2 separate regions of the Homo sapiens genome follow, and region 1 is linked to region 2. A link is an interaction called in ENCODE POLR2A ChIA-PET data of the cell type or tissue named here. Cell type or tissue: MCF 10A. All regions are shown on one strand. Links, peaks and the distances in the headings refer to the core of each region. The heading gives the core; the rest is flanking DNA. Region 1 holds the start of LOC105373046 (a long non-coding RNA gene). Region 2 has its middle 13 kb from the start of TP53BP2.

Evidence for each region. Peaks named below come from ENCODE experiments on the same cell type or tissue, not always from the same donor. Only the 100,000 strongest peaks of a DNase experiment are listed, where the experiment ranks them.
Region 1: POLR2A ChIA-PET joins it to region 2 with 6 read pairs; 7 of 35 experiments call an interaction of 5 or more read pairs at or near these places.

The regions. Positions count from the first base shown.
Region 1 is chr1:223,733,467-223,746,035 of GRCh38, forward strand. CAPN2 (calpain 2) reads left to right here. Exons shown (of 21, transcript NM_001748.5): 3 at 10,634-10,752; 4 at 11,840-11,973. It overlaps LOC105373046 (a long non-coding RNA gene), which reads right to left and starts at 7,846. Exons shown (of 3, transcript XR_949169.3): 1 at 6,423-7,846; 2 at 5,520-5,649; 3 at 4,996-5,318. RefSeq lists enhancers at 433-1,293, 4,863-5,378. In MCF 10A, for the core only: no CTCF peak of the experiment used is centred there; DNase peaks (open chromatin) are centred at 5,765 and 6,075.
Region 2 is chr1:223,853,074-223,865,642 of GRCh38, forward strand. It overlaps the pseudogene PHB1P11 and the pseudogene ACTBP11. Among named protein-coding and RNA genes, the nearest start is that of TP53BP2, 13 kb to the left of the region's middle. In MCF 10A, for the core only: no CTCF peak of the experiment used is centred there; no DNase peak of the experiment used is centred there.

The DNA of each region.
Region 1 (12,569 bases), core at 2,109-10,108, 120 kb before region 2:
TTTATCTTTTCAGTAGAAGGCCCTGGAGTTTAAAGGAGTCATTCATAAGGTCTGTCTGGGAGTGCCTTGTCCTCAGAGGAGGGTCTGGGTGGGTTGGAGTGGAAGGAAGGGCTGGCTACCTGGTGTGCTCTCCGTGGGTCCCCAAGAAAGGCAGCCCTGCTGGGGGCAGTGAAGCCCTTATCCAGGTCACGTGAGTCTTGGAAGGGGAAGGCTGCTGTGCTTAACGATTCAAAAACACAAATCAAACCTCCTTTCCCAAACAAATTAGAAGGTGTGGAGGAAGCTTGAATTCAGAGAGGATTTCCCAGAGACCCATAGGCAAAAGTGGCTTAACTGAGCCCAGTGGGTGTCCCAGAATGGGCCAGAGAGAATGACACTAAAAAGTCTTTGAACAAATGAGCAAATGAATACAGGAATGCTCATCTGCCATAGGCACAAACGTGGTAAACGTTCCCTGAGAGAACTGACAGCCCAGGGGTGCAGGGAGAGAAACGGTCCCAACTGCAGACTGGGTCCCAACTGCAGACTCGGTCCCAACTGCAGACTCAGGAGGAGGGAGGCTGTTAAGGGGCCGTCTTTCCTTCTGTTATGTGAGGAGAAAAGCAGGGAAGGGACCTCAAGGCCAGCCTCTCCCAGGAGCTGCTGTTCTCAGCCCCGGGATCCAGCGCTACAGGGAAGTGCAGGGGAGGCTCCACAGTCCCGGCTGGAGACCCGGTCAGGCCTGGGTGGCCACTCTTCTTTGTAGTGGCCACCCTCGTGTCACCAGCAAATGCTTTTGTATCTACACCCTTCTCAGTGCTCCCCCTCTTTTAAAAAATGTACTTTCTTTTTTTAAAAAGAGTTGGGTCTTGCCTTGTCACCTATGCTGGAGTGCAGTGTTGCTGTCACAGCTCACTGCAAACTCCACCTCCTGGGCTCAACCCATCCTCCCACCTCAGCCTCCCAGGTAGCTGGGACCACAGGCACACACCAGGACACCTCGCCCAGTGCTCACTATTTACCTTTATTTCTTCCTTATTCGGACACCCCTTGCTTCCAAAGAAGAGTTTCGGAAGGCTCAAGACGGTGAGACAGACACCTTATGCACTGCTTCACTCTCCCCCGCAGCTCCCCTCCCTCCTCACTGACCCCCGGCCACAACCCTCTCTCCTTGCCCCTCACCAGCCGGCACCCTTGGCAACCCTGGCACCCTTTCGAGGACAAGACTGCCAAATGTGGCCAAGGTCTGGCACACCATGTACCAATCGAAACTCCACTTCCCTTGAGTTTCAGTTTCCACGCCTATAAAATTAGCAAATGAAAAGAGCAAACACTTGGAGACACTGTTCTCAATGCTTTGCATATTTTTTTCATTTAATTCTCAGTGCCATGAGACAGTCTATTATTATTAAACCTATGTTATATATGAGGAAACTGAGGCACAGAGGGAGTAGTTTCCCCAGGTCACAGTCAGGATTTGAACTCCATGGTCTGGCTCTAGTGTTTCCCAACCATTCGGGGTGGGAGTGGGAGAGAAACCAGACTGCTCTCCCTAGAAAACAGCATGTGTTTGCATGTGTGCCAAATTTGCACAAAACATTTGGGGTTCCAGGTCTCTAAAGCCCATCCATGGAACCCCGGTTTCCCTTCTCTCACGTGATCCTAACAACCTGCCGAGGATACACCTCATCATGATCCTCCTTTCACAGCTGAGAACACACCAGCTTAGAGAAATTAAGAAGTGTATCCAAGCTCACACAATCTTAAGTGGCCAGATCAGGACCAAAATCCAGGTCCTCTGGCTGGGCGCAGTGGCTCATGCATGTAATCCCAGCTCTTTGGGTGGCCAAGGCGGGTGGATCACCTGAGGTCAGGAGTTCAAGACCAGCTTGGCCAACATGGTGAAACCCCATCTCTACTAAAAATACAAAAATTAGCTGGGCATGGTGGTGGGCGCCTGTAATCCCAGCTACTCAGGAGGCTGAGGCAGGAGAATTGCTTGAACCCAGGAAGCAGAGGTTGCAGTGAGCTAAGATGGAGCCATTGCACTCCAGCCTGGGCAACAGAGTGAGACTCTATCTAAAAAAAAAAAAAAAAAAATTTGTGGTCTTCTAACCACAAATCTAGTGCCCCTCCCCAACCACCTCTGGTCCAGCCTCTTAGATCTATCTGGGATGTCTTTCCACCATACTCCTTTCTGGTTTGAGAACCACCTGAAGGCTCAACGTGGCTGTGGGGTGCTCCGTGGAGCCATTTGGCCTGTGCCCAGCAGCGAGGGGGACAGCCAGCAAAGGTACCCCCGCCCCTGCCAGCCTGCCACCTACTTGGGACGTTTCTTTTCTTTTTTTTTTTGAGACGGAGTCTCGATCTGTTGCCCAGGCTGGAGTGAAGTGACGTAATCTCAGCTCACTACAACCCCCACCTCCTGGATTCAAGTGATTCTCCTGCCTCAGCCTCCCTAGTAGCTGGGACTACAGGCGCATGCCACCATGCTCAGCTAATTTTTGTATCTTTAGTAGTGACGGGGTTTCACTATGTTGGCCAGGCTGGTCTTGAACTCCTGATCTCGTGATCTGCCCACCTTGGTCTCCCAAAGTGCTGAGATTACAGGGTGAGCCACCGCACCCAGCCTACTCGGGACCTTTCACCACCCAAGTGACCAGCACCCCTGCCCAGAGTGCCCCGGTTCTGTCCACTAGGCCAGCAGGGACCCCGCCTCTGGGATTGTTTGCTGGAGGGGTCCTGGACAACGTAGAAAGGGCAGCACACAGCCCTGGGCAGGAAGGGAGGCAGGAAGAGAGATCCTCAGGGGCTGGGCTGGAGGAGCAAAGCCAGCCAAAGGGGAGTGAGAGGGCAGTCAAGCGCCTAGAAGCCAAGGAACCCCAGGAGGATGGCATCGGGCAGGTGCCTCCTGGTGCCCAGAGACAAAAAGATGTGTGGGAAGGTGACAGAATCAAGCGGTAAGGTCAGTGCTTTGAGGGAGCAGGCAACCACCAGCCTCCAGTGACACTTGCCTTTCACAGGGATCCTGGAGGTCCCCATTTGGGAAGGTGGAAAATCTCAGTTCCAACCTAACCAAAAGATACAGGGGCAAGTTTGGCCTTGAAACCCTGGACCATCTGCCCTGGGTGATTTCCTTTCAACAGTGCTGGGTCCAGACTCCCAGAACCCTACCTCTCCCATCTTCCCCAGTAAGCCTGCTTTCAGTCCTTTTCACACGAGAGCATTTAAATCCAAGGGTTCCCTTCCCCCTGGGTATTTGCAGCCCATCTGATCTCTAAATGTAGAGTGAGAGCCACTTGTAGAAATTAAGTCTAGGCTGGTCACGGTGGCTCACGCCTGTAATCCCAATACTTCGGGAGGCTGAGTCAGGAGGATCACTTGAGACCAGGAGTTTGAGACTAGCCTGGGCAACATAGCAAGACACCTCTACAAAAAAAGTTTTTTAATTAGCTGGGCATGGTGGTATGTGCTTGTAATCCCAGCTACAAGGTGAGGTGGGAGGATCACTTGAGCCCGGGAGGTCAAGGCTGCAGTGAGCTGTGATTGCACCACTGCACTCTAGCCTGGGTGACAGAGTGAGAACCTGTCTCAAAAAAAAATAAAAATAAGAATAAAGAAATTAAGACCAGATGTAGGGGAGATTTGTGGAGGAAGGGACAGGAGGCCCCTAAAATCCCATCCTGTAGGCAGCCCCTGCTTGACTAAGCATAAGGCTCGTGGGGCACCCAGGTGGGCTTTTTCTGGAGAGGAAGCAAGGCAGAAAACCCCTCCATTTTCCATCCCCAGCCTCTCAGGTCTGTGCCAGTTGAGTGTCTTCCAGGACAGAAGCATGGCTGGGTATGGAGGCAGCCTGGATATAGGGATGGCCGGTCTGTCAAGCCCGTGGTCAGGACCTTCACGGGGCAGCTTAGGAACCTCCAGGCAGGGCCTCATCTGCTGCCGTTAGTAATAAACATGGCCAGCAACAGCCAGGGCCCTGCTAGCGGGAGATGTCATCGGTAGCCACCTTCCTTCTCTGCAGAGACACCGTCTGTCCCATGGATGAGCAGAGTCCCCTGGGGACCCAGCTCTGACACTTGTCCTTGCTCATGTCCAGGGTGCTGGACAGACTGAGGCAGGTGTCAGGCTCCTGGGATGAGAAAGGCAGATGAGAGATGGGAGTGGGAGCTTTACAGTGACTTAGGCAGAATTGCTTAGTATTTACATATGCCTTACCTCATTCCACAGAGAATTTAAGGCCTGACCAAAAGAGACGGGGCGGGGGGTGGGGGGGAGAGAATACAATAACACCATGTACTGTAAAGAAAAACAGTCAGTTCTAAAAGAAAAACAACCCAGAAAGAAGGGAATGTGTCAAAACCGGGAGAGGGGAAAAAAAAAGGCATGCATGCTTTCAAAAGCACCTTAGGGGCTACAGATGGGCCCTATACTTAGTGTTGACACCCAACAGCCATAAAAGAATCTCACTGTGCCCCCAGGGGAGCACAGGGAAGGTCTGATTCTAGATTTTTTCTGTGCCATTTATTTATCTATATCCTCATGCACAAGTTCTATACTGTTTTAATTGCTGTAGCTTTTTATGTGTTTAAACATCTAATAGAGGTAGACTTCCTTCTCTTAGATTTTTTTCTAGCTATGCTTCATATTTAATTTTTAAATAAACTTATCAGAATCAGCTAAGTTCAAAAACAATTTTTAATCTTATTACCTTTTTTTTTCTTTTTTGTGAGACGGGGTCTTGTTCTGTCACCCAGGCTGGAGTACAGTGGTACAATCATAGCTCACTGCAGCCTTGACCTCCCAGGTTCAAAGTGATTCTCCTGCCTCAGCCTCCCAAGTTGCTGGGACGATAGAAGCATGACACCACACCTGGCTAATTTTTTAAAAATAATTTTTATAGAGACAGGGTCTCACAGTATAGTGAGATTTCAGGGTGGTCTTGAAATCCTGAGGGCTCAAGAAATCCTCCAGCCCTGGCCTCCCAAGAGCTAGAATTACAGGCATGAGCCACCGTACCTAGCCCTATTGCTATTTTTATTAGCATTACATTAAGTTTATAGGCTAACTTAAGAGGACATGGCATTTTTATGATAATGAGTTTTTGCAGTCAAGAACGCAGGCCAGTTTTTTTTAAATGGGGTAAATGATTGTCCAAGCGCCTCCAGGCAGGCTCACGTGCACACTCTGGAGTCAGTGAAGAAGGTGAACAGCTGACAGGAGCAGCCTCCCAGTCAGAGAAGCCCTGCACACTGTTGCAAACAGACAGCTTGCATCTGGAGTCTTCTGTGATCCGAGGAGGAAGCGTGGCTGAGTCCTTCCCAGAAGAGGGTCTGGAGCTGTGAGTTGGGGACAATTGTCAGATTCTAGCAGTGAAAGTGGTTCATGTGCAGGTGCAACCTGCCCCGCAGTCACGGGACACAGCCACATGGAGCCGAGCCACGCTCTCAGAGAAGGAGCCAGGGAAGAAACACCCTAACTGCACTCCTCCCTTCTTCTGGCCCCCAGCAGCCATAGGCCCTGGGCCCCCGGTGAGATACCCATAGAGATCAGCTCCCAGGCAGCAGGATGGAGGGTGTAGACTGGACATGAAGAGGCAGCTGGAATGTATCGGGCACTCAGCTCCAGCTCACCACGATCCAGGCACTCAAGTTCCCAAGACAATAGTTTCTGCTCTCAGATAAATGGAATAATTAAGGATCAAAAGGTTATCAACAGGTAACCAAGCATAAACAGATTTTTTTTTTTTTTTTTTTTAGACAGAGTCTCACTCTGTGCCCCAGGCTGGAATGCAGTGGTGCAATCTGGGCTCACTGCAACCTCCACCTCCCAGGTTCAAGTGATTCTCATGCCTCAGCCTCTCCAGTAGCTGGGACTACAGGCGCGTGCCAACATGCCTGGCTAATTTTTGTATTTTTAGTAAAGATGGAGTTTCACCATGTTGGCCAGGCTAGTCTTGAACTCCTGACCTCATGTGATCTGCCCACCTCGGCCTCCCAAAGTGATGGGATTACAGGTGTGAGTCACCATGCCTGGCCCATAAGCAGATTTTGTACCTGAGCAGGAAGGCTAAGAGCTTGTAACAACTGAACATTCCCCCCGGAGAGGAAGGCAGGAGTTTTGCTTGTGCCAAGTGCACTGTTCAGACAGTCCTCTGAGGTACACCAAGGTCTGAGTAGCCATCCCACCCTCCCCTCTGCCAAAATTTTTGTGTGACTGGAGAGCAGAGCCCTCCTCCAAAAATAAAATGAGCACAAGGAAAATACTATTTGCAGATACATAATATTAAAACCATAGGTCTTTCTTTTTCTAGTCCCATCCATATGGCAACATTCCAGGAGAGGCCTCCGTCACTGGAAGGCACCCTCAGGGGCTTTCCTGGAGCTAAAAACAGTTTAAGCCAAAAGTTATTTGTAGCATCTGAGTTAAACTCTTCGTCTCACCCTTCTCGAGCTAGCTGGCTTATTTTATCCGGACCAGGATATAACAGCTCTAAACAGGCTTTGCCAGGAAGAGACGTCATGGACTTCAACCAGGGCACCTGACCAGGAAGAAATCACTGCAGGATGATCTGAAAGAGTTTTCATAAATTATTTTACGTAAGGTAGATTCTGACCTTGATGGGGACAGCCAAGGTTCTGGACCCTCAGCTGGGAAAGATGGGACTAAGTCTACAACTGCTGAGGTTGTAGAACAGGCTTCTTGTTGGGAGGAACCCTCTTGTGGACATGGGCCGTCGAGGTGGAGTGAGAGAACACCGTGCCACCTGGACGCTGAAACACCATTGAGTCACCTCTGTTTGAAATGCTTGTTCCCTGGTGCCGTAAAGAAATAGCACTTGAACATAAATTTAATTTACTCAGCAAGGACATTTTTATACTTTCTGTGAAAGGGTACACTCACCAGGAGTTTTGCCACGAGAGTACACCAAACAAAGGAGACAGGGTCATTTATAACCTGACGCGTCCACCCTACTGCTGTGTCCAGTTTCCATTGGCTGGAACAGGACCTCCCATTCTGTATTTGTCCCGATTGGCTAACAACTTAGAACTTTTTAAAAGAGGCAAAGGCAGAGGAGAACAAAGGAAGGAGGAAGTAACTTGTGGAATGCTGAGAAAGGTAAAAACACCTTTAGATAAGGAAGAGGAACAGGCTATGACCTAATGCTTGCTTGGACCAGTATAAGCATGCCAGGGAAAATACTTAGGCTAAATTGTGGGAGCTAAGAACATAAAGTACATTGATTTCTTTATCATGGCTAGCAGATATTTAAGAATGTTAGCACAGGTCTTTGAATAAATTTTGCTTCTAAGAGAAGTTACTATTTATTCCTAATTAAATGGGGAGGAAGGTCTTTGAAGAGAAACCTTTACACCTCTTAAGGACAAAAGTCCCCAAGACCTGTCCAATTTCGAATTCAATTAGGTGAATTCGAAATTGACACCAGCCTCTTTGCAGAGGAGACTGTTTTGGTTATACATCAAAAGCCTGTGCTTTGCAGATAGACCTGACAGCCACTAATTAGCTAGGAGCGTTGGGTGATCCAGTCCACCTCCTTAAACCTCAGTTTCCTCAACTATGAAATAGAATGAAAATAGTACCTACCTTGGAACTGTTCTGTGACAAGGAAATGAGATAACATGATAATGTGCATAAGGCTTTTAGCTCGGGGCCTGGCACACCTAAGCCTTTGTGTAATCATTGTGTAGATCTTGTCACTGAGAACGCTTACACGAGCAGATATTAAAATAAAGGAAAGAAGTCAGTTGGGTAAGGGAGCTTCCCAGCTTGGTTCAAAATATTTTGCTGATTGGGGTGAGGGAAAGAGTGAAGGAACCAGAAGCAAAAAAAGTAGGATTTCAAATGCTTCCCACCTTTTTAGAAATCAAGACATTCTTTAGTGGCCTCTACATCTCCTTCAACTCCAGAATTTGGAAAACTGATGAAAAACTTTTTGAATCTTTGGCTGTAAAATGTATATATATATATAATGTGTATATATATATATATATATATATATATATTTGAGAGGGAGTCTCATTCTTGTTGCCCAGGCTGGAATGCAATGGCACAATCTCGGCTCACTGCAACCTCCGCTTCCTGGATTCAAGCGATTCTCCTGCCTCAGCCTACCGAATAGCTGGGATTATAGGCGCATGCCACTATGCCCAGCTAATTTTTGTATTTTTAATAGAGACGGGATTTCACCATGTTGGCCAGGCTGGTCTCAAACTCCTGACCTCAGGCTATCTGCCCGCCTTGGCCTCCCAAAGTGCTGGGATTAAGAGGCATGAGCCACCATGCCTGGCCTCTTTTATCTTTTTCTTTTCTTTTCTTTTCTTTTTGGGGGGCACAGAGTCTCACTCTGTTGCCCAGGCTGGAGTGCAGTGGCGTGATCTTGGCTCACTGCAGACTCCATCTCCTGGGTTTAAGCAGTTCTCCTGCCTCAGCCTCCCAAGTAGCTGGGATTGCAGGCGTGAGCTACAAGGCTACCAACTGACTGACTCAGGGGATGTGTCTCCGCTTACCATAGATCTGTCATTAGCGTATATAGGCCTCAAAGAGCTGTAAGCAACCATGTCTAAGTGCTAACAGGACAAGCTAGGTCAGGAACTCTCAGGATGCTAAGTCATCGACTAGAATTCAAAGAATTCAGTGAGCTTCAGCTGGTCCTGCTGGCTCACGCCTGTAATACCAGCACTTTGGGAGTCTGAGGCAGGCGATCACCTGAGGTCAGGAGTTAAAGATCAGCCTGGCCAACATGGGGAAACCCTGTCTCTACTGAAAATACAAAAAATTAGCCAAGCATGGTGGCAGGTGCCTATAATCCCATCTACTTGGGAGGCTGAGGCAGGAGAATCACTTGAACCCAGGAGGCAGAGGTTGCAGTGAGCCAAGATGACACCATTGCACTCCAGCCTGGGTGACAAGAGCGAGACTGTCTCAAAAAACAAAACAAAACCAAAGAATTCAGTGAACTTCAATAACATATATATATGTTACTGATATATATAACAATATTACATATATTACATATTTTATATATATGTGTGTATATATATATATATATATATTTTTTTTTTTTTTTTTGAGACAGGGTCTTGCTCTTCTGTCACCCAGGCTGAGTGCAGTGGCATGATCACATCTCACTGCAGCCTCCACCTCCTGAGCTCAAATAGTCCTCCCACCTCAGCCTCCCAAGTAGCTGGGACTACAGGTGTCTACCACCACACCTGGCAAATTTTTGTATTTTTTTGTCGAGACAAAGTTTTACCATGTTGCCGAGGCCAGTGTCGAGCTCCTGTGCTCAAACAACCCACTGACCTTGGCCTCCCAAAGTGTTGGGATTACAGGCGTGAGCCGCTGCGCCTAGTCTTCAGTAACATTTTTAATAAACCTGTCAATTGGCGAAAATAAATCCAACAGTGAATTAAACTCCTTTGAGGCTACTTCCCATTATTGTCATGGGAAATTGTAGGAAAGTGCACATTCCTTAAGAATGGAGTAAACTTCCTCATCCTCTTCCCAGGCCCCCTCCCCTTTGTTTGTGTTTTGTGGTGAAGATGACCCCTCCCTGCAAACCATCTGGGTGCTGTTGCTGGCATCAGCTTGCTTCTAACTGCATGAAATGATTGTGGTGCCTGCTGTGCTGAGAACCTAGCACTGGCACCAAATGGGTGCCGAGTGCTTACACACCTGCTCTCATTATGCCTCACACTTATCCATGTCATGGGGGAGGGTTCTGAGGCTCAGAGAGGGACCAGGCTGCCTGGCCAGCTGCCCACCTCGTTGTGCCCATCCTTGTCTACCCCTTGAAGTGACCTCTGCCCCTCCGCACAGAAACCCTTCGGGACAGTCCAGCCTTCTGCCTCTGACTCAGGGCTTTTCCATCTGCACTGCTCCGTACTTACTTCCTGCGACTGTACTCCCTGCCAGAGCCTCTTTTCCTGGCTCTGACCTTCCTCCTAGGAGGCGTGCAACGTTTGTCCCCTTCCCATCTAGCACTACGTTTTCTTTCTCTCACTCAAACTCCCCTTTATATATTTGTTTGTTTATTTATTTAGAGATGAGGGTCTCCCTCTGTTGCCCAGGCTGGAGTGCAGTGGTGCAATCATGGCTCACTGCAGCCTTGAAATCCTGGGCTCAAGGGATCCTCCTGCCGCAGCCTCCCAAGTATTCGTATTATAGCTGGGACTCCAGGTGTACGCCACCACACCCAGCCCAAACTCCCATTCAAAGCCTGTGTGCTCAGAAGCCTCTGCAGCTGCGCTGGTTTCATTCTCTCACTGTGGAGCATCTGCTGCGAATCAGGTGCAAGGCTGGGCTCTGAGGGCACAGTTCAGCCACCAGAGTTCTGGGTCTTTCAGGGAATGAAATTTCCCATCTCTGCCCAACCACAACACAGCAAAAACATTTCTCCCTTTGCATTTCCCTCAAAATACTAGGTTGGTGCAAAAATCACAATTACTTTTACACCAACCTAATAGCCCCCAAACCCTCTGACCCAACCCTCATATGGGGGACTGCCTGAAACTTCACTCTGTCTATTCACAGGTTGTCTTAGGCTTTAAGCCCCTGGAGGTGGAGACAAGATTTTTAACATCCTCCTGGTTCTAAGACCCTCTGATAAGAGCTCCTTGTGCTGTGTTCACAGGTGACTGCTGGCTGCTGGCAGCCATTGCCTCCCTCACCTTGAATGAAGAAATCCTGGCTCGAGTCGTCCCCCTAAACCAGAGCTTCCAGGAAAACTATGCAGGGATCTTTCACTTCCAGGTAACTTAATGGTTGGCTCAGGTGGTTCCTCAACAGGTCCAGGGGGCTAGGAACAGTCTTCTGGCTTGGCTGGGTTCATCAGTCCCTGGTGTTTGCAGACTCCCAAGACCAATACTGTTCTACAAAGGACATTGGGCGAGAGCAGGAAGCTTCCTGGCTTACCCGTGGCCAGGATGTGAGACCCGGCTGGGATGGCCCTGGGTGGTTTCTTGGGACATGTAAAAGGGAGGTAGAGCAAGGTGTTCAGGAACTAATTCCCAAGTTTAAAAAAAAAAACTGTATTATTTGATGTTTGAGACAAAAACGTTGAAGTTCTCCTCCTTTTATGCCGGTAAATGAGAAATAATACTTGAAAAAGCTGGCTGGGCACGGTAGCTCATGCCCGTAATCTCAGCACTTTGGGAGGCCGAGGTGGGCAGATCATTTGAGGTCAGGAGTTCGAGACCAGCCTGGCCAACATGATGAAACCCCATCTCTACTAAAAGTACAAAAATCAGTTGGGCGTAGTAGTGCAGGCCTGTAATCCCAGCTACTTGGGAGGCTGAGGCAGGAGAATCACTTTAACCTGGGAGGCAGAGGTTGGGAGGCCAAGGTGGGTGGATCACTTGAGCCCAGGAGTTCGAGACCAGCTGGGGCAACATGCTGAAACTCCGTCTCTACTAAAAACACAAAAAAAATTAGCCGGGTGTGGTGGCACGTGCCCTTAATCCCAGCTACTCGGGAGGCTGAGGCAAGAGAATCACTTGCATCCAGGAGGCAGAGGTTGCAGTGAGCCGAGATCGTGCCACTGCACTCCAGCCTGGGCAGAGCAAGACTTGGTCTCAAAAAAAAAAAAAAACAGCCTAAGGTACAGGGCAGAATGCTAAAGAGGCGGGTGTGGATTTGAAAGGATGGACATGCGCCTCTGTCTTCGCTTTTTTAGTGAGGACTTGGCCTGCATAGGAGAGTTAAGGGAGCACCTCCTCCCAGGATGCGCTCATGGAACCTATCCCAGGGGATCAGGGCAAGGGGAGCCAGAGGCAGCTGAGGCTCAGAGTCCCAGTGCTGCCACCAGCTCCTCCTGCAGCCCACCTCTCTTGTTCTGCAGTTCTGGCAATACGGCGAGTGGGTGGAGGTGGTGGTGGATGACAGGCTGCCCACCAAGGACGGGGAGCTGCTCTTTGTGCATTCAGCCGAAGGGAGCGAGTTCTGGAGCGCCCTGCTGGAGAAGGCATACGCCAAGTAAGTTGCCATCCTCCCCTGGCCCCATGGCCTTCCCCCAATGCCCTGGATTCCAAAAAATTCACTCATGCCTGTAATCTCAGCACTTTGGGAGGCCGAGGTGGGTGGATCATTTGAGGTCAGGAGTTCGAGACCAGCCTGGCCAACATGATGAAACCCCGTCTCTACTAAAAATATAAAAATCAGTAGAACTACTCCAGGACTACTTTGAGTGGGAAGTCCTTTTCTATAGAAGGACTTCTTTGGCCAAAATTAGGCTCTAAATGCAAGGAGATAGTGCATGCAGGGTGCCTGGCTGCACTGTACGCTGATAAATGATGTCTATCACCATCTTTAACCAAATGCACAGGAACAAGTTATGGTACTGATTGTGCTGGACTTGAGAAGGAGCTCTACTTCCTTGACAGGACACATTTGTATCAACTTAAAAAAGCAGAATTTTTGCCAATGGGCAGAACTATTCATTGCAGAGGTAGGAAACTTGCCCAGAATAGATGATGTCACTGATTAGCAATGGCTTCCCCATCTCCGCACAGCTGCTTCCCACCCAGGTTGCCCACAGTTGAGTTTGTCCAGTGCTCAGGGCTGCCCACTCT
Region 2 (12,569 bases), core at 2,127-10,126:
GGCCTCCCAAAGTGCTGGGATTACAGGCGTGAGCCACTGTGCCCAGACTATTTTCATATTTTTTTTTATAGCTGCAGGATCTCACTTTGTTGTCTAAGCTGGTCTCAAATTCCTGGCCTCAAGCAATTCTTCTGGATTGACCTCTCAAAGTGCTGAGATTACAGGCATAAGCCACCATGCCTGGCTAATTTTTTATATTTTCAACCTAGGCTGCTTCTCTAGGTTCTAGAACTGCATTGTCAAATGCAAAAATCACTAGCCACATATAGCTGTTGGGCACTTGAAATGTGGCTAGTGCAACTGAGAAACTAAATCTTTTATTTTAGCTTAAATGTAAATAGCCACATGTGAGTAATGGCTAAAATACTCAGCAGTGTAGATACAGAACACTTCCATCATCACAGAAAGCTCTATTGAATAGTGCTGGATTTCCATATCAACATGTCTCAACTCAGCATGTCTAAAACCAAGGGGTAGTTTTTATTCCCAATTCTGGTTCTCATCTAGTACTTCCTGTCTCAGTGTATGCCACAAGTGTTCTCCCATTTTCTCAAGCCACAGACCTGAGAATCATGTTTGACCTTATTTCTCCCTCATCTCTAAGATCTATTCAATCATCAAGGTCTATTCATTCCGTCTCCTAAATATCTCATCAAGCTCCCTTTCTTCCGTGACTACAGCCATGCTATTCAAGCTACCATCATTTCTCGTAAATCTGATCACAAGATAGCACTGCTTGATGTCCTTCCTTAACTCTGCCTCCAAGCCCTTGAATGCCTGTCTCTGCCCATCCTTCAGTGGTACTAGGTACCACAGTCCTCTCCTTCTGTGAGACTCAGCCACACCACCTTTTTCAGTTTCCCTTTTGCCCTTCATGCTTCCTCTAGCACATGCTGTAGCATAGCTCCAAGGACCTCACCTTCACACCATGTGTCACCACTGTATTCACTGTATTCATTACACTGGTTTGTGTTATTCAATTAATGTCAGTCTCTCCCACAATACTGTAACCCACAGGTAGGGACTCTACTCATCCTTGTTTAGCATGGATTCTTCAGTACTTAAAACAGTGCTCAGTCCATAATAGTAGAATGAATAAATAAATTAATTAAAGAGTGACTAAATCAATGAATTATTCATTTGTCTGTAGCTTACATGATTCAAGTCAGTGTTTCCCAGTTCTATGGCCATAGATTATATCTGTCACCCCAAATAGCCATCTCATAAATGCCTACAAAAAGTTCTGATTGAATGAGAGTGAAAGGATCTATGGAATGTAAATCTCTTGCTGAAATACAGACCTAAAGTGCTCCCCTTCTGATGATTGGCCAATGGTGGTGTCTTTCATAAACAACTATATTTATGAGGCCGGGCGGTGGCTCGCACCTGTAATACCAGTACTTTGGGAGGCTGAGGCAGATGGATTACTTGAGGTTAGGAGTTCGAGACCAGCCTGGCCAACATGGTGAAACCCCGTATCTACTAAAAATACACTGGCCGGGCGCGGTGGCTCACTCCTGTAATCCCAGCACTTTGGGAGACCAAGGCGGGTGGATCACCTGAGATCAAGAGTTCAAGACAAGCGTGGCCAACGTGGCAAAACCTTGTCTCTACTAAAAATACAAAAATTAGCCGGGTGCGGTAGTGGCCGCCTATAATCCTAGCTACTCAGGAGGCTGAGGAAGGAGAATTGCTTGAACCCGGGAGGCAGAGGTTGCAGTGAGTGGAGATCGCACCATTGCACTCCAGTCTGGGCAACAGAGTGAGACTCTGTCTTAAAATAAATAAATAAAATACAAATACAAATACAAAAATTAGCTGGGCATGGTGGTGAGCACCTGTTAACTCAGCTACTTGGGTGGCTGAGACAGGAAAATCGCTTAAACCCAGAAGGTGGAGACTGCAGTGAGCCGAGATGGTGCCACTATACTCCAGCCTGGGCAACAGAGTGAGACTCTGTCTCAGAAAAAAAAAAAAAAAACTATATTTATAACTACCGTGTTACCATGAGCATTTGAAAAAAAAAAAAAAGAAAATCTATGTGATGAGACTTTAGAAAGAAAAATTAAGGCTTCTCTATTGACAAGCAAGAGAATTTTAGCCTGAAATACTGAAAACAGGCTTCCAAGTGCCAAGAACTCACAAAGGCCCATTGGCCACCAACGAAGTATGTCGCAGCTTCCATTCTCCCCCTTGCAAAGGGGCTTTATTCTACTGTAAGGAATGTACATGTATTTCTTCTTGGTCACCTCTTAAACACACAGTGTTAGATGAGAATGAACTGAATGAACTGCATCCTAACCATTTTTAAATCATTTTTAAACTTGGGATTTATTCAAGTATTTTTCAAGAATACCTATGAAAAGCACACTGATTTTACAGCTACGTGGCCTAAGTTCCTTTGAGGAAAGGACCAGTTCTTAAAGTTCTGGGCATTCCCTTTAGCCTAGCACACAATGTTTGACTCTCAATTACTAAATGAATGTAATTGTGTTGCTGCCACAAAAGTTTTTCTCTGAATAGCTAAAGATAAATAATTAGAAAAGGAAAAACTAGGCCGGGCATGGTGGCTCACGCCTGTAATCCAAGCACTTTGGGAGGCTGAGGTGGGCAGATTGCCTGAGGTCAGGAGTTCAAGACCAGTCTGGCCAACATGGTGAAACCCCGTCTCTACTAAAAAAAAAAAAAAAAAAAAAAAATTAGCCAGGCATGGTGGTGTGCGCCTGTAATCCCAACTATTCGGGAGGCTGAGGCAGGGTAATTGCTTGAATCAGGGAGGTGGAGGTGGCAGTGAGCCGAGATCACGCCACTGTATCCAGCCTGGGCGACAGAGTGAGACTCAACTCAAAAAAAAAAAAAAGGAGAGACAAGGAGAAACTAACTCGATGATTTTATATCATCATTTAAATCCCACTTATGAGGAATTCATAACTCACTTCTAATAACTGTTATGTATGACATTCAAGTTTCTTATTGACAGTTGAGAATATTTCACCCCACCTCTTATTGTCGCCCAATGTACATTAATTGAGACAGAGTAACTTTTTTTGTATTTTGTCAGGCAGCCCCTGAACCCCAGAACAGGTTCAGAGAGACTCCCAAGAGTAAAATTTGTAAAAGTCTTGGCCAAACTCAATTTTTATTGCTCTAGTTAAGGCCCAGAGGGAGCTTTTAAAAGGTCAGCAGAGAAGGTAAATTTAGGAGACTACAAAACTGAAAAAGGAGAGTAGTATCTGCTTAGAGAGAATTTTCACTTCGAACTGATGAGTCCTCAAACTGTAACCACTGAAGATTTTTTTCTCCTAAAGTAATTGTTTTCTGAAATCTATTTTCTTTCTTTTTTTATTTTTTGAGATCTGAAGTGGTTTTACCTTTATTTCCTTCACTTTAAGTCAATCATGAAATTTCACAGTGATTTCTGGAGTGGGAGCAGAAGGGAGGCGGCGTTAAGAATCACCGGGGCTGTGGCCCGGTCAGCCCGCGGAAGTGGAGGCCGTGTGGGCCCTCACTGGGGCAGCTGGAGGAGCACGGACTGCCCCGCCAGCAGATAGGTGATGTTCCAAGAGCGTGAGAGCAGGTACGCGATGTCTTCCACAGCTTCCTGCTCGATTAGACCGTCCCCCGCGGTGACCAGTGAGTTGACAATCAGCTCAGCTGCCTTGGAGTCGCCCTCAGCAGAGATGATGGCCACCTTTTTCTGCTGCTCAGCCTTTTCCACCACAAATCTCGCCCTCTCTACTTCCTGCTGAGCCACCTGTTTGGCTTCCATCGCTTCTGTGAACTCCTTCCCGAAGGTCAGATGTGTCAAGGACACGTCGTCCAGGATGAGCCCAAAGGTGGCTGCTCGCTCCGTAAGGTCATTGCTTACCTACCTGGAGACCAGCTCTCTCTGGGTGATTAGCTCTCCAGCATCAAAGCGAGTCATCGCTGACTTGAGGATGCCGGTCGTGATGGACAGCAGCACACGCTCATCATAGTCCTCTCCGATGCTGGTGAAGATGCGAGAAACTGGCTAGCAACGGCCCAGAAGAGGATGCGCAGTGTGATGTTGACATTCTGTAAGTCTTTGCTGCCGGCGATGACTGGCACTTTACGTGGTCGAGAACGGCAGTCAAAGATAATTGGTTTCTGTACCCAGGGGATGAGACAGTGAGTCCCTTCCCCTACCACAATGTCCTGTACTCCATGGAATCGGTCAAAGATGACAGCTCTGTGCCCAGCATCCACATTATATAAAGCAGAGTTCACCACGCCTCCTGCAACAGCTAAGGCCAGGCCAAACTTGCCGATGGACGCAAACACTTTGGCAGCCATGTTTTCTTCTGCTTGACCCTCTCACATCTGCTTCTACTCTGACCTCCACATGAATTCCCCAACCACACATACCCTGAAATCTATTTTCAAACATACATCACATTTACTACATCTAATAGAATAAATATGAACTTGAAAAAAGTAATCAAAGTATGCTTATACAAAAGAACCGACTATGGCAAATTCTCCCTGTCCATTTAAATACACATTTAGCCCAGCATGGTAGCATGCGCCTATAGTCCCAGCTACAAAAATAAATAAATAAACATGCTTTTCTTTACCCCTGAATATCAATTTACATTCAAGTTTTCAATTTAATTCAATAAACACGACTGAATGTCTATTATGATCCAGTCACTGTCTGGGGCACATTTATGTGAAATGAAGTACACATAAAATCGAAGGCATTTGGCCAGGCGTGGTGGCTCATGCCTGTAATCGCAGTACTTTGTGAAGCCACAGTGGGTGGATCACCTGAGGTCAGGAGTTCAAGACCAGCCTGGCCAACATAGTGAAACCCCATCTTACTAAAAATACAAAAATTAGCCATGTGTGGTGGTGCAAACCTGTAGTGTCAGCTACTTGGGAGGCTGAGGCAGGAGAATTGCTTGAACCTGGGAGGTGGAGGTTGCAGTGAGCCGAGATCGCCTGGGCGACAGGGCAAGACTCTGTCTCAAAAAAGAAAAAAAAAAGCATTATTTTAAGAACCCTATAGGTAGGAAATATTTTCATTGCCATATTCATGAAATTGGTACTTTTGTTCTCCTCATTTTATGAATGAGGAACTTGAGGCACACAGAGAAGTTAAGTAACTTGTCTGAAGCCTCCCAGTTGGTAAGTGGCAGAAGCTAGAAGCTAGGATTTGAACCTAGATGCTTTGAGCCCAGAGTCTACATTCTTAATCCCTGTACTATTGTCCCTTTACCACTGTTCTATTCTTCAATACTTCTATACTGAGTACGAGAGAAGGCAAGGGGCCAGCCAGTGGGGATACAAAGGTAAGTAATTCAAAGCACACGCAATCTAGCAGAGGAAAACGTACCTACGAGCACATGAGTGAAATCAAATGCACTGGTGCTCTGGCTGAAGTTCACACAAGGGATAGTCACCTTATCCCCTGACCCTCCCAGGATGAGACAGTCATGAAAGCCCTCACTGGGAGGAGGGCTGATTAACTGAGTCCAAAAGATGAGCTCACCATCTTTGGTTGGTTCGGTTAGTGTATTTTCTATTTCACTTATTCGAAGCCTTGATTTACTAGGAAAAATTTTTATTTCATTGAAACTAAGTTTTATTGTCTACTATATCCATAGCAATATGAAATATATGAATAAGGCATTGTCGATGCTCTAGAGGAGCTTATATACTCAGGAGAGGGGAAATGGAGGCAGAAAGAATAATAACTATGTCTACCATTTATAGCACAATTACTATATGTCAGGCATCATGCTCAGCCCTTTACGAATATTTCCTCATATTATCTTCATTAACCCTATAGGAAAGTACTATTATCTCTATTTTACAGATAAACTAAAGCTTAGAGATGTTAACTTACTGACTGATTGAATAGATAACTTTCTAAAAACCTGCTATGTATGTGCTGGGTACAATTCTAAACTTTAGGGATACTGTGGTGAAAAAGACAGATAAGTTCCTCCTGCCCTGCCCTGCTCTCTAGATGTTTTTATTCTTTTTGTTTTGTTTTGTTTTGTTTTGTTTTGTTTTTTGTAGACGGGCTCTCACTCCATCACCCAGGCTGGAGTGCAGTGGCATGATCACAGTTCACTGCAGCCTCGACCTCCCCTGGTTTATGTGATCCTCCCACCTCAACCTCCGGAGTAGCTGGGACTACAAGTGCATGGCACCGTGCCCAGCTAATATTTTGGTATTTTTTTGTAGAGATAAGATATGGCAACGTTGCCCAGGCGGGTCTCAAACTCCAGAGCTCAAGCTATCCGCCTACCTCAGCCTCCCCAAGTGCTAGGATTACAAGCGTGAGCCACTGTGCCCAGCTTAGAAGTTTTTATTCTAATTGGGGAAGAGAGATGATAAACAAGTAAATAAGATAAATGCTATGAAGACACTAAAATAAGATGGTGCAATAGTGACCGAGGTGGGGCATTTTAGAAATAATGGTGAGGAAAGTTCTATCCAAAGAGATGACATTTGAACAGAGATCCGAGAGACAAGAAGAAACTATCCTCAGAAGTCCTGGATGAAAAGGGTCTCAGGCAGAGAGACGAGCAAATGCAAAAACCTTGGAAGAGTGAGGTTGGCATGCTGGAGAGGCAGAAGAAAGGCCAGAATGGCTAGAGCAGAGGGCCTCACCCCAAATCACACAACTCATAAATAGCAGAGATGATTCAAATCTATGCCTGCCTAAGGTGAAAACCACTATGTAATATTGCCTAAAAAAACAAATAGAATGTTCTACACATTGTCATCACTGGGTGTGTTTTTAGGTTAACCTGAGCAATATCCAAAGGCAAGGGAACATATGGAACGAAAAGTCGAAAGAGAGGAAACTCTTGCAAACAGAAAGGCTTCCTCTAAAACAGGAGATACAAAGACAAATAAGGCATTGTATGCACCAGCTGTATCAAACCCCGCTTCATTAAACTCTGGTATTAATCTCCACCCATTATGCATCCTCAGTTCTTATCTTAGACTGAAATCCCTTGCAGGGGTGATGGAATGCAGCTTTGATACTTCAGATTAGAAATTCAGATAAGTGTAATCTAAAAATTTCTTCCTGCTTCTCCCAGGTGCCAGCCGAGAGCTATTCAGTCTGAAGGGTTCACTCTTCTGGTGGCTCCAAGAGAAGAGCCATCTGGGCAAGAAGGCAGCAGCCATCTGGGCAAGAAGTTCTGCAGGAGGTGGTGCAGAGCTGGCTAGTCAGGCTGTGATTAAACTGGTGTGTGAGTGGTAAGTTCAGACAGGAGCTGTTACTGAGATACTAATCATAAGGTAAGTGGCAGAGAACCAAACTGTGGGCAGAGCAGGTTCAAGTTGCTAAGCAAGCTGTCATAGACAAGGAGGGCAGAAAACCTTAGCGAAACATAACACCACAGATGAATCTAAGATAGACCCATTGTTCTGACACCGAGCTGGGTCAGATGAGCCCATTTTTACTCGAGTCAGCCTGGAGTAGCTCCAGGCTAACTGGGTAGCTCTGCTCCAAAGAAATCTCAATTCGTAATAAAAGATTGGGCCCCTCCCTGTATCCAGGCACACAGATTGTCATACTCTAGCTCAGCTGGGAGAGGAAGTTTAGCCCAATTTCCCTGCTGATAGTTGGCATTAAAGAAGGTGCTTTTCCAGAGTATGGTCTGTATTTTCTGCCTGCCTGATCTGTGGGTGGTAGGCAAAGGTGCACATCTACTCTGAGATCTATAAAGGCAGCTCTTCTGAAAAATGGGCTGAATTATCAACTGCATTCTTTCATGATGTGATTAGAAAAAAACCATGTGTAGTAGTAATAGGAACTACCTTTGATTTTTAAGTTCCATGACAGATCTTGGAAGTATACAACATATAATATCTTATTAAATCTCATAACAACCCTATGAAATTGATACTATTAATATTCCCAGTTTACAGATAAAGAAATTCGAACTTAGATAAGTAACTTTTACAAGGGGTACAAGTGAGAAATAGTAACAGGTCACTGTAATGCAAAAGCCTGTGTTCTTCATTTTTTAAGTCAACTTTATTGAGGTATAATTTACATACAAAGTAATGCACGTATCTTAAATGTATAGTTATTTGAGTTTTGCCAATGTATACACCCTTGCAAATACAAACAGATCAAGCTATATAACATTTCCTTCATCCTCATACCCCTTTGTATTAGTCTTCTCTACACTGGCAACCACAGATCTGCTTTCTGATGCCAGAGAGTAGTTTTCCATGTTCCAGAATGTCATATGAATAAAATAAAATAGTATGTACTCTTTCGTGTTGCTCTTCTTTTGTTCACCATAACGTTTTTGTTGTTGTTGTTGTATTTTGGGGGGAATTATAATTTGAAATTCCTGTACCCTACACAGATAAGTATCTGTTTCTCAAAGAGAGATTTCAATTTTCAGTCTCTCTCCCCATTTTTTTTTTTTTTTTTGAGATGGAGTTTCGCTCTTGTTGCCCAGGCTGGAGTGCAATGGCACAATCTCAGCTCACCACAACCTCCGCCTCCTGGGTTCAAGCCGTTCTCCTGCCTCAGCCTCCCGAGTAGCTGGAATTACAGGCATGCAACACAACGCCCGGCTAATTTTGTGTTTTCAGTAGAGATGGGGTTTTTCCATGTTGGCCAGGCTGGTCTCGAACTACTGACCTCAGGTGATCCACCCACCTCAGCCTCCCAAAGTGCTGGGATTACAGGCATGAGCCACCACACCTGACTTCAGTCTCATTTTTATATACATTTAAAAAGTCATATGAATAAGATCAAACCTTGCTTGTATTGTACAAAGCAGAATTGCCATCTGTTTACCTCTTACGGTGTTATATTTTTTAAGTGTGTAAGGGTTTTCCCAAGCTTTATTGAGGAATAGCTGACAAATACAATTATATATATTTTAGGTATACAACATGATGCTTTGATATACATATAAATGGTGAACTGATTACCATGATCAAGTTAGTTAACACACCCATTACCTCACATAATTACCATTTGTGTATGTGTGGTGAGAACATTTAAGACTTACTCTCTTAGCAAATTTCACTAGTCAGCATAACCTTTTGAGATTCATTCATGTTATTGCATATATCAGTAATTCATTTCTATTATTGCTAAATAACTTTCCACTATTTATATGTACCACGATTTTTGTACCCATTCACCTACAGAGAGATATTTGGGTTATTTCCTATTTCTCTGGCTATTGTGAATAAATAAACCTGCTATGAACATTTATGTACAAGCCTTTCTGTGAACACGTTTTCACTTTTTTTTTTTTTTGAGACAGGGTCTCAGTCTGTTGCCCAGGCTAGAGTGCAGTGGCATGATCTCAGCTCACTGCAACCTCCGCCTCCCGGGTTCAAGCTATTCTCCCACCTCAGCCTCCCCAGTAGCTGGGACTACAGGCACCCACCAGTGTGGGCCCAGCTAATTTTGTATTTTTTGGTAGAGTCAGGGGTTTCACCATGTTGGCCAGGCTGGTTTCAAACTCCTGACCTCAGGTGTTTGATCCACCCACCTTGGCCTCCCAAAGTGCTGGGAGCCACTGCACCCAACCTGTTTTCACTTTTCTTTGATACATATCTAGTAACAGAATTGGTGGGTGTATGTTTACCTTTATTTTAAAAATTGGCAGACTTTTCCAAGACGGTTGTACTGTTTCACATTCCCACCAGCAATGTACAAAAGAGTTCCGGTGCTCCACATATTTGAGAATACTTGATATTGTCTGATAACTTGTGATAAGCATCTTTTCATATGTTTATTGGCCATCTGTATTTTTTTGTGAAGTATCTGTTCAAGTGTAAGCCCATCTTTAATTGAATTATTTATTATTGAGTTGTAAGAATTTTTTTATAGATTCTGGGAAAATGTCCTTTAACAGACATGTGTATTGAGAACATTTTCTCCCAAAGGTGCATTGCTTTCATTTTCTTTTTTTTAATTATTTATTTTTCAATTTTTTAAATTTTACTCTAAGTTTTTGGATACATGTGCAGAACATGCAGGTTTGTTACATAGGTATACATTTGCCATGGTGGTTTCCTGCACCAATCAACCCGTCATCTAGGTTTTTTTTTTTAAGGTGCGCACTTTTATTCAACTGGTCTCAAGTCAGTGTACAGGTAAGCCCTGGCTGCCTCCACCCACTCCCAGGGAGACCGAAAGCCTTCATACATCTCAAGTTGAGGGACAAAAAAGGGGGCCACAAAGTCTGATCATTCAAAATAAAACAAAATAAAAAAGTGTTAAGGTGAAGATTTTTAAAAATTGGCATTACATAATTTACATGAGAGCAATGCTATCACCTCCTCTGTGTGGATGTGGGAGAGGACTGGGCCATTCTCCTTAGAGAGAAGTGGGGCGGCTTTTAGGAGGGCAAGGAACTTCCTGTAACAATGCATCTCATGATATTTGGAATGACTATTTTTTAAAAAAAGAACAACGTACAATCAATGTCCTCGGCCACATTGTAGAACTCTGGGGGATGCTCGCTCCAACAGACTGCTGTCACCTTCACCATTCCAGTTTTTAAATCCTGAGTCAAGCCAAAAAAAAAAAAAACAAAAACAAATAAAGCCATGCGAATCTCATATTGTTTTCTGCTCAAGTTAGGTTTTGACAAGAAAGGGTGTAATGTAACTAAGTCACAGTCCGCCTAGAAGCATTCGCAGTGGACAGTGGAGGGGCCAGACTTGTCATACTCCTCCTGCTTGCTGATCCATATCTGCTGGAAGGTGGACAGAGAGGCCAGGATAGAGGTGCCGATCCACACGGAGTACTTGCGCTCGGGAGGAGCAATGATCTTGATCTTCATCGTGCTGGGGGCCAGGGCGGTGATCTCCTTCTGCATCCTGTCCGCTATGCAGGCCAGAGTACACGGTGGTGCTGCCAGACAGCACTGTGTTGGAGTACAGGTCTTTGCAGATGTCCACGTCACACTTCGTGATGGAGTTGAAGGTAGTTTCATGGATGCCACATGATTACATGCCCAGGAAGGAAGGCTGGAAGAGTGCCTCAGAGCAGCAGAACTGCTTTGATGATGACCTGGCTATCAGGCAGCTTGTAGCTCTTCTCCAGGGAGGAGCTGGAGGCCCCCGTGGCCATCTCCTGCTCGAAGTCCAGGGCGATGTAACACGGCTTCTCCTTGATGTCATGCACGATTTCCTGCTCAGCCGTAGTGGTGAAGCTGTAGCCGCGCTCCGTGAGGATCTTCATGAGGTAGTCAGTTAGGTCCCGGCCAGCCAGGTCCAGACACAGGATGGCGTGGGGGAGGGCATACCCCCCGTAGAAGGGCACAGTGTGGGTGACCTCGTCACCAGAGTCCATCATGATGCCAGTGGTACGGCCAGAGGCGTACAGGGACAGCAGAGCCTGGATGGCCACGTACATGGCTGCCGTGTTAAAGGTCTCAAACATGATGTGGGTCATCTTCTCACGGTTGGCCTTGGGGTTCAGGGGGCCTTGGTCAGCAGCACGGGGTGCTGCTTGGGAGCCACACGCAGCTCATTGTGGAAGATGTGGTGCCAGATCTTCTCCATGTCGTCCCAGTTGGTGACGATGCCGTGCTCGATGGGGTACTTCAGGGTCAGGATGCCTCTCTTGCTCTGGGCCTCGTCACCCACATAGGAATCCTTCTGACCCATGCTCACCATCACGCCCTGGTGCCTGGGGCGCCCCACCATGGAAGGGAAGATGGCCCAGGGGTCATCATCCCCTGTGAAGCCAGCCTTGCACATGCCGGAGCTGTTGTCAATGACGAGCGCCGCGATATCATCATCCATGGTGAGCTGGCGGCGGGTGTGGACAGGCTGCAGAGCAGCGAGGGCAAGGCTCTGTGCTCACCTGGCAGACATGGTCTTGGCAGTCCATCATCTAGGTTTTAAGCCCCGCATGCATTAGGTATTTGTCCTAATGCTCTCCCTCTCCTTCACCCCCACCCTGGAAAGGCCTCAGTGTGTGATGTTCCCCTCTCTGTGTCCGTGTGTTCTCATTATTCAACTCCCACTTATGAGTGAGAACACACAGTGTTTAGTTTTCTGTTCCTGTGTTAGTTTGCTGAGAATGATGGTTTCCAGCTTCATCCATGTCCCTGCAAAGGACATGAACTCATTCTTTTTTAAGGCTGCATAGTATTCCATGGTGTATATGTGCCACATTTTCTTTCTCCAGTCTGTCATTGCTGGGCATTTGGGTTGGTTCCAAGTCTTTGCTTTAGTAAATAGTGCTGCAATAAACATACGTGTGCATGTGACTTTACAGTAGAATGTTATAACGCTTTGGGTACATACCCAGTAATGGGATTGCTGGGTCAAATGGTATTTCTGGTTCTAGATCCTTGAGGAATTGCCACACTGTCTTCCACAATGGTTGAACTAATTTACACTCCCACCAACAGTGTAAAAGCGTTCCTATTTCTCCACAGCCTTGCCAACATCTGTTGTTTCCTGACGTAGAATCGCCATTCTAACTGGCATGAGATGGTATCTCATTGTGGTTTTGACTGGCATTTCTCTAATGATCAGTGATGATGAGCTTTTTTTCATATGTTTGTTGGCTGCATAAATGTCTTCTT